2 separate regions of the Homo sapiens genome follow, and region 1 is linked to region 2. A link is a contact called in ENCODE Hi-C or POLR2A ChIA-PET data. All regions are on one chromosome and are shown on one strand. The core of a region is the stretch at or near the end of the contact, and the rest is flanking DNA. Distances in the headings are between cores, read along the strand shown.

Evidence for each region. Hi-C counts contacts between places; a loop is a spot of excess contacts on that map. ChIA-PET counts read pairs that join two places held with the same protein, here RNA polymerase II (POLR2A). Pooled maps may share reads with other maps.
Region 1: POLR2A ChIA-PET joins it to region 2 with 10 read pairs in CD4-positive, alpha-beta T cell. The contact joins two enhancer-like sites. A Hi-C loop is called at or near these places in 1 of 168 maps with a recorded cell type or tissue (GM11168) and 2 of 50 pooled maps. POLR2A ChIA-PET finds 5 or more read pairs at or near these places in 2 of 52 experiments (CD4-positive, alpha-beta T cell and CD8-positive, alpha-beta T cell).

The regions. Positions count from the first base shown.
Region 1 is chr10:13,632,627-13,636,375 of GRCh38, forward strand. It overlaps a transcript of PRPF18 not described here. Among named protein-coding and RNA genes, the nearest start is that of PRPF18, 48 kb to the left of the region's middle. Within about 2 kb of position 1,850, at least 10 of the 41 ENCODE cell types and tissues checked have a DNase peak (open chromatin) inside an H3K27ac peak, as active enhancers do.
Region 2 is chr10:13,786,910-13,790,811 of GRCh38, forward strand. The region is part of intron 5 of FRMD4A (FERM domain containing 4A); the gene reads right to left. Among named protein-coding and RNA genes, the nearest start is that of PRPF18, 200 kb to the left of the region's middle. RefSeq lists enhancers at 535-584, 1,400-1,990. Within about 2 kb of position 1,927, at least 25 of the 41 ENCODE cell types and tissues checked have a DNase peak (open chromatin) inside an H3K27ac peak, as active enhancers do.

The DNA.
Region 1 (3,749 bases), core at 600-3,099, 150 kb before region 2:
TAGATGGTTTAGAGAAAAAAGGAACCTGTTCCACAGGGCTGTGACCATTCGAGGGAAGCACATTCAAAGATGTAGATCCCCTCAGAGAAGTTTTCCATTTCCCTGAAGTTAAAGATCTTCAAATGACTGCAAATAACATGAGGATATATAGAAAAATGCCCTTCCCCAATTTCCAAATCGTGAAAATTTGGCTCAGCAGGTAAGTATTTCTGTTTGTAGTTGTTTATAAAACAGTGAAGACATACCTTTTAAAATCAATCACAGTCCTTAGATAAATTCCTCCCATTCTTCCTCCCCAGACTCCTATCCATTAAGAGTTGTGTCTCTGAATTCAAATTTCATAAAACACTGAGTTCCCTTCAGAAGTAAATAGTGCATTTCCTAGGAGTGTCATTGCCAACTGCAAAGACAGAGCAGTATTTTTCAGTGTTGCAGCATAGAGCCTGCAACAATCTGGAGGTTGTGGCTGTGATTTCAGTCTTTGGGGGACAATTAGGAAAGTAAAGCTAAGGCCAAAGATAATTGACATGTGGAAAGAGACAAAGGACAGTCCGAATCTCGTAGGAGGAAGGGAGCGGTCCTGAGAGACCAGAGCTAGGCAGGCAGCTGTCGCTAAGAATGGAACTTAGTGATCTGCTGTGGGCCCAGAGCGCTCAGTGAGAACTCAGAGGACTAGGAAACAGGCTTGATAGCAGTATGACTTTTAATGCTAAGCTCTGCCTTCTGGTGATATCCTGACCTACTCCAGCACTTCAGAGCACTCTAGGGTTTGATCTCAGTAAATAACTTGGAAATGCAACCACCTTTTTGTTGGAAAGAAAGTAATAATGTATCCGGAAAGAAAGCAGGTTGGAAAACACCAGTGTTTCCAAATCTTTGATAGATTTGAATTTGGGGATTCATATCATTGGCTGCTTTTCAGCCACATGTGCTCACCTTTGTACCCCCGCCTACCCTGCCCCACCCCATGAGGTTAATGCTTCACACAGAAGGATGGTAGAACGAAGTGGGGCAGTTTCAATGAAAGGGAGCATTAAGCTGAGCTCTGCCTCTTTCCTTTGTCTGCATGTCTGGTAAACACAACTTAATGGATTGTGCCTCCTCCTTCCCCCAGTATACTCCCATGAAGCCCCTAAAGAATAAGTTTATCCCATAGCAATCTATGGTATGGTGTCATATTGGGAGTCTTGAGCTGAAAAGTACTTTCTCACGGTATATTGACGCAAGAGCTTCCAGCTGTCCAGAGCGCAAGAGCCAGCGCCAGTCCCCAGAGGGTTGCTATGGGAACACTGTTATGGCAACTGGTTTTCATCACAGACTCTGCAGTTCCATTGGCTGAACTATAACCACACGCTAGTCCTTTAATGGTTAACAGTAACTTTAAAATCATTTGAAATTTAAAAATAATTTCTGGTGGTGTGGAATAGCTAGGGAGGGCAGTGTGGCCAGCCGCGCAGCTATGGTGTGAGCTGACCCCATTCAGAATATTGAAAAACATGCTCATTTAAAAAAAGAATGTATTTTTACGTTGATCAGAACAATTTATCATGAAAGCATTGATTATTTATTTTTCCCCCATTGTAAACTTTATACAACTTGCTTAAATGAATCCTTGTGTTGCCTCTGCTGGTCACTCTCACTAGGCCACTTCCTTCTGTTGAGTCTCTTCTTCCCTCTCTGTAAGCACCAACTTCCTCAACTTTTTCTCACAGTGTTCAAGCTTAACACATAATTTTACCAATGAGAGCAGCTGAGAAGTTTCGAGCTGCCTTTTGGTGATCTCAGACTCTTTCACTGAGCTTCAGGCCGGGACAGTCAAGAGTCACTCCTGCAATCCGCTGTCCTGGCCTTCCTTAACTCACAGTTTTACAACTTGCCAAAACTAAATTGCCTTTGCGGTCAACTGCTTTTCCTTTCAGACTTAGGAGATGTTAGGAACCATGAGCGTTGCAGTCTGTGCAGTCTGCGCCTGCCTTTCTAAGTTTGGCCATCCTGGGAAGTAGAAGTGTAAAAGCTGTAGAATTTGAAACTTTTGGACCACAACTCAAAACAAGTGTATGGAGACCCAGTATTACATGTACACAGGCACGTCTACCTGAAACAAAGTCACTGGCCGTACCATGTGCAAGGCACATTCTTATGTTTTCTAATCTGTTGTGTTTCTTTTTAAAAATATGCTGGTGGTTATCCTCAAAATTGGTTGACAACTCATTAATGTATGGTGGTCAGCAGTTTGAAAACCACTGATTTTTTTTTTGAATTTCAAACTTTTATGTTAATTTCAGGGGTATATGTGCAGGATGTGCAGGTTTGTTGCATAGGTGAACATGTGTCATGGTGGTTTGCTGCACACATCATCCTATCACCCGGATATTAAGCCCGGCATCCACTAGCTATTCTTCCTGATCCTCTCCCTCCTCCCACCCGCCATCCTCCAACAGGCCCCAGTGTGTGTTGTTACCCCTGTGTGTCCATGTGTTCTCATTGTTCAGCTCCTACTTACAAGTGAGAACGTGGTATTTGCTTTGCTGTTTCTGTGTAAGTTTGATAAGGATAATGGCCTCCAGCTCCATCCATGTCCCTGCAGAGGACATGATCTCATTCCTTTGTATGGCTGTGTGGTATTCCATAGTGTATATGTACCACATTTTCTTTATCCAGGCTATCATTGGTGGGCATTTGGGTTGATTCCATGTCTTTGCTATTGTGAATTGTGTCGCAGTGAACATACATGTGAGTGTGTCTTTATAATAGAATGATTTATATTCCTTTGGTTATATACCCAGGAATGGGATTGTTGGATTGAATGGTATTACTGTCTCTAGGTCTTTGAAAAATTGCCACACTGTCTTCAACAATGGTTGAACTAATTTACACTCCCACCAATAGTATAAAAGCGTTCCTTTTTTCTCTACAACCTCACCAGCATCTGTTATTTTTTAATTTTTTGATAATAGCCATTCTGACTGGTGTGGGATGGTAGCTTATTGAGGTTTTGATTTGCATTTCTCTAATGATCAGTGATGTTGAGCTTTTCTTCTTGTGTTTGTTGGCTGCATGTATGTCTTCTTTTGTGAAGTGTCTGTTCGTGTCCTTTGCCCACTTTTTAATGGAGTTGTTTGGAAAACCACCGATTAAAGCAATTATCAGTAGAATTAAAGAAGGAAATGACCTGTTAGATGAATCTAGGACAAAAGGACTATAATTCTTTTTTGATTTTTTTTAATATGGAGATAACACTTGGCTCTCATTGTTAGTGTGAAATTTAGCAGATTATAGAACCTACAGTACTTCAAAATGCTAAATACTTCTGCCGTAATATGTAATTCTTAAGTTTAAAATGAGGAGACGTCCATAGAAGAACCGAGAACAGAAACTTGTAAGCCATCTGTTAGAAAATTGGCAGTATGTATAGCTGATCACCTTGGGCTGGTTGCACATTGTTGGATAAAGCAAGATTAAACAAGGTATTACAAAATAAATGGGAGGTCAGTTAAAGTACGAGATAGGTTTGGCTGGGTGTGGTGGCTCACGCCTGTAATGCCAGCACTCTGCGAAGCCAAGGCGGGCAGATCACTTGAGCTCAGGAGTTTGAGGCCAGCCTGGGCAACATGGTGAGACCTCATCTCTACAAAAAATACAAAAATTAGCCAGGTGTGGTGGCGCGCACGTGTAGTCCCAGCTACTTGGGTTGAGGTGGAAGGATTGTGTGAGCCCAGGAGGTCGAGGCTGTAGTGAGCAGTGATCAC
Region 2 (3,902 bases), core at 677-3,176:
AAGTAAAGAGTAAAGACATCCTGCCTCTTCCACCCCAATTTTCTCCTGAATAGTATATTAAGAAAATATAACGCTTCCCTTTTCGTTTCCACTCTCATATGATGGAAAACTGAATTGAGGTGGCAAATTCTACATCTCTGTGACTGCCTTCATTTCCACCAAGCTCTCTGTTGTCTAGCCATAAAAGGGGCAGAGAAGGTACAGGAAATAACACGCATATTCTGAGATGAAGAGAAAAAAAATCACCTCCTCTCGACGGAAGTGGAAAGCAGTTTCCTGTTAACTTTTATCACCAAGACGACAGCCTGGAAAACCCCGTGAGCTCCGGGCCTGTCATATCATTGTTCTGTTAGGGGAGGGTATGGAGCTCATCCTGAGCTTTCCCTCCCTGCCAGGGAACGGCTGAGTCAAAAACGCCTGCAGAGAAACAGAGCTCAGACCTCTCCACCCGCACGCCCAGAGAGGCATGGTGCACACCGGTGGCACCAGGGACAAGAGCCTCCTGGGAAGATGGGGAGGGCTGAGGGTTTGGATTCAAAGTCAAAATTTTTTTTTCTTTTTTTTCTTTTTGAGATGGGGTCTTGCTCTGTCACTCAGGCTGGAGTGCAGTGTGCAACCACAGTTCACTGCAGCCTCGACCTCCTGGGATCAAGTGACCTGTCTGTCTAAGCCTCCCAGATAGCTGGGACTACAGATATAAGCCACCATGCTGACTAATTTTTTATTTTCTGTCGAGATGGGGTCTCACTATGTTGCCCAGGCTGGTCTTGAACTCCTGAGCTCAAGTAATTATCCTACCCTGACCTCCCAAAGTACTCAGGTTACAGGCCAGCCTCTTCTTCTTTTTTTTTTTTAATCCAGTTTTTGGCTGGGCATAGTTTTTGGCCGGGCATAGTTTTTGGCCGGGCATGCCTGTAATCCCAGCACTTTGGGAGGCCGAGGCAGGCAGATCTGTCTCAAAAAAAAAGAAAAAAAAAAAAAGTGGCTTCTTTTTCTGATTTTCAGGAGAGCCTCAGCAGTAGGTGGCAATGTTGCATTTCCTTAACTACCAGCATGGAGCAGGGAGTGCTTCCAGGGTTCACAAAGAACATTCCAGGTCTCTGGGTAACCAGGGAAATAAATGAAGGCTATGTCTCGGATTCAGAGGGTCTGCATGGACAGTTCCGAGTCTGGCTGTGTATTGACCATGGCTTTATGATGCTTGGATGTCTGTGACCTTGCTGGGCCTGGAGGGACTGCTGGTGCCAGGGTTAGCCAATTTCCAGACCCCAAGACTTCCACATGTCACCATGGATCCAGGGTCCACCCCTCCCACCACCTCTCGGCTCTCACACCCAGGGCCACTATTTCCCTGCCCTCACCACCCTAGGGACACGTACCAGACAACTAGGGGGCAGCCCCCATGCTGCAGAGCCCGCTGAAATTATTTAAACTAGCCAATCCCAAGCCTGCTCTCCCAGCCTTGCCCGTTCCTCCCCAAAGAAACCACAAAAAATGCTCTTGCCCAATTGTTTCCCGGCTCCCCAATGCCTCCCACATGGCCCTGCGTGGCATGGTGTGGCCCCTTCTCCCAGGAACTGAGTGACAATCTTTTCAATGTCTGTCCTCTCCTCATCTGCTGGCCTCACCACAGCTGAATCATAATCAGACCTACATTTTAAACGGGTTTTGGGGGCACACTTAGCAGGACTGAATCTTAGGGCATCTATTTGAGTCTAAAGGAACACTCTAGATGGAGCGCAGACCTTGCTAAGAGGTTTCCTGACTCCACAAGCAACAGCCCACCCAAACTAGCTCAGATGATCCCGACCCGAGAATATTTTATCAGAGAGTCTGAAGGAGAACGAAATAGGTGCTCTGTGTTTATGTGTTTGAGCTTATTAAATATTAAACAGCCTCTAAAGCCTCGGGGAGTCCCGTCCCCTTCTTTGACAAGTGAAAGCCTCTGGTTGCAATAGACTGAACACTGCCTAGTCAGATGGCAAGGGCCCAGCCAGATGACATCAGCCAGGTCTCCTCCTCCATTCTCCCTGCTCTCCCTTTCCCTTCCCCATCCAGCCCTGGGCACTTGGGAATCACTGAATATTTACAGCAAGTGTTAATTAAATGGACCAGTGATTTCATTTTGTAATGAACACAAATGTCACATTTAAAATGCCTACTCTTGGTGGCAAATAAGAGCCATGATAATGAAAGCAATAAGCTGTGAGTTTCTGCAGCCAAGCCTCTGATGCTTAGAATCTCAATGCCTCTAAAATCTTAACTGGGACACCTAGCTGAAATATAGCAAGTTCTGGTTAGCAGGAACCTCATTTTAGATCCATGCCATCATTGTTATTGCGAGTGACAGGAAGTAGCAGCTGCTGTCTCCATCAGCCAGGGAAGATACCAAGAATCCGGCCTGTGGACTTGGCTGTAAAATCCTTCCTCCCCGATCGGACTTCTCCTCTCTTATTTTTTTGCTGCTTGCTTCAGTTTATTGTCTGTGAAACTCAAATTCTGAAGAGGCAAATCTAATCTCTGTTTATTTTCTTACAAGGAGTTGAGATGATCAGAACTACAGGACACTTGGTAGAAGAAAATGTAATTAAAGAATAATCCAGACATGTAGGCTTCATTCTGAGCACAAAGTTGTGCCTATGAAAAGACCACACACACACACACACACACACACACACACATGACGCAGACTTCCTTGGGTTGTGTATATTTTCCTTATATTTTTTTCTTGACCTATTTCTAAAGCTTGCCTGGTGAACAATATCAGAGAGACATTGTTCCCAAGCCTTATAGCACTAAACAATGGTTTGCAGTTCAAGGTGCTCTTGGTCATATATTGACCGCTGCTGGCTGCTTATAATGTGTGTGTGTGTGTGTGTGTGTGTGTGTGTGTGTTGTGTGGTGAGGGGAGTGGGAAGAGGTGAGGCTGGACAGTTAAGCAGAAGTCACATCATGCAAGTCACGCTAAAGATGTCCTTTTCTGAGGATAATGGGAAGCTGGAAAAAAATTATGAGCAAGGATCAGATGAGAATTCTAGAAAGATGCTCAGTGTCTTCATATAGGGGAGTTTGGAAGGGGTCAAGGCCAGACGCAGAGATGAACAAGGAGATCTTGAGTCCAGGAGAGGTTTATGGAAGCCCTAATTACTATTAGGCTGTGTATGGAGAGTAAGAGATGGATAGGGAGCTGTTTAAGATGCAGGAATAACAGCGAGTAGTGACTGAGGGAACAGGAGGAGGCAAGCGGGAGGGAGCGGTGAGGTCAAGGTTGACTCCCAAGTCTCTGGTTTTGGGGGCTGCAGGGGTGATGGTGCCCATCACAAAGACAAGGAGGTGACAACGAAAGGGGAGCACATTTGGATGCAGAAAGACGACGACATCATTAGATTCCAGCTGCATCTGTGAGGAAATGCCAGTCAGTGGAGATGGCCTGGAGCTCGGGAGAGAGGTCAGGACTGGGGCAGAGGACGGAGAGTCTCCAGCAAAGAGACTGCAGTGGCAGCTGTGGATGGGGGTGAAATCACACCAGGGGAAGGTGCAGGGAGAGAAGACAAGCAAGACACGACCTCGTGGACACCAGGGCTCAAGGGACAGCAGAGCAGAGCAGGGAACCTGCCCCGAGCCAGGGACAGAGGGGACAAAGAGGAGGTGGCCCAGGAGAGTGTAGTGCCACAGAGCCGGGGGAACTGAAAGGGAGCATGTTCGAATGAGCCCAGAGCCACAGAAGCCACATGGGAGCAGGGCAGAAGCACGCCTGTGGAGCTAGGGGCGAGAGACCTCCAGTGACCAGGGGGTACGATGGCACCAGAAGCTGGACGACCACAGAATGAGGAACGAGAGGCCTGTGGGGAGGGGGTGACAGCAAGTGCAGACCCATCTCTCGGCGGTTGCTGTGAGCAGAG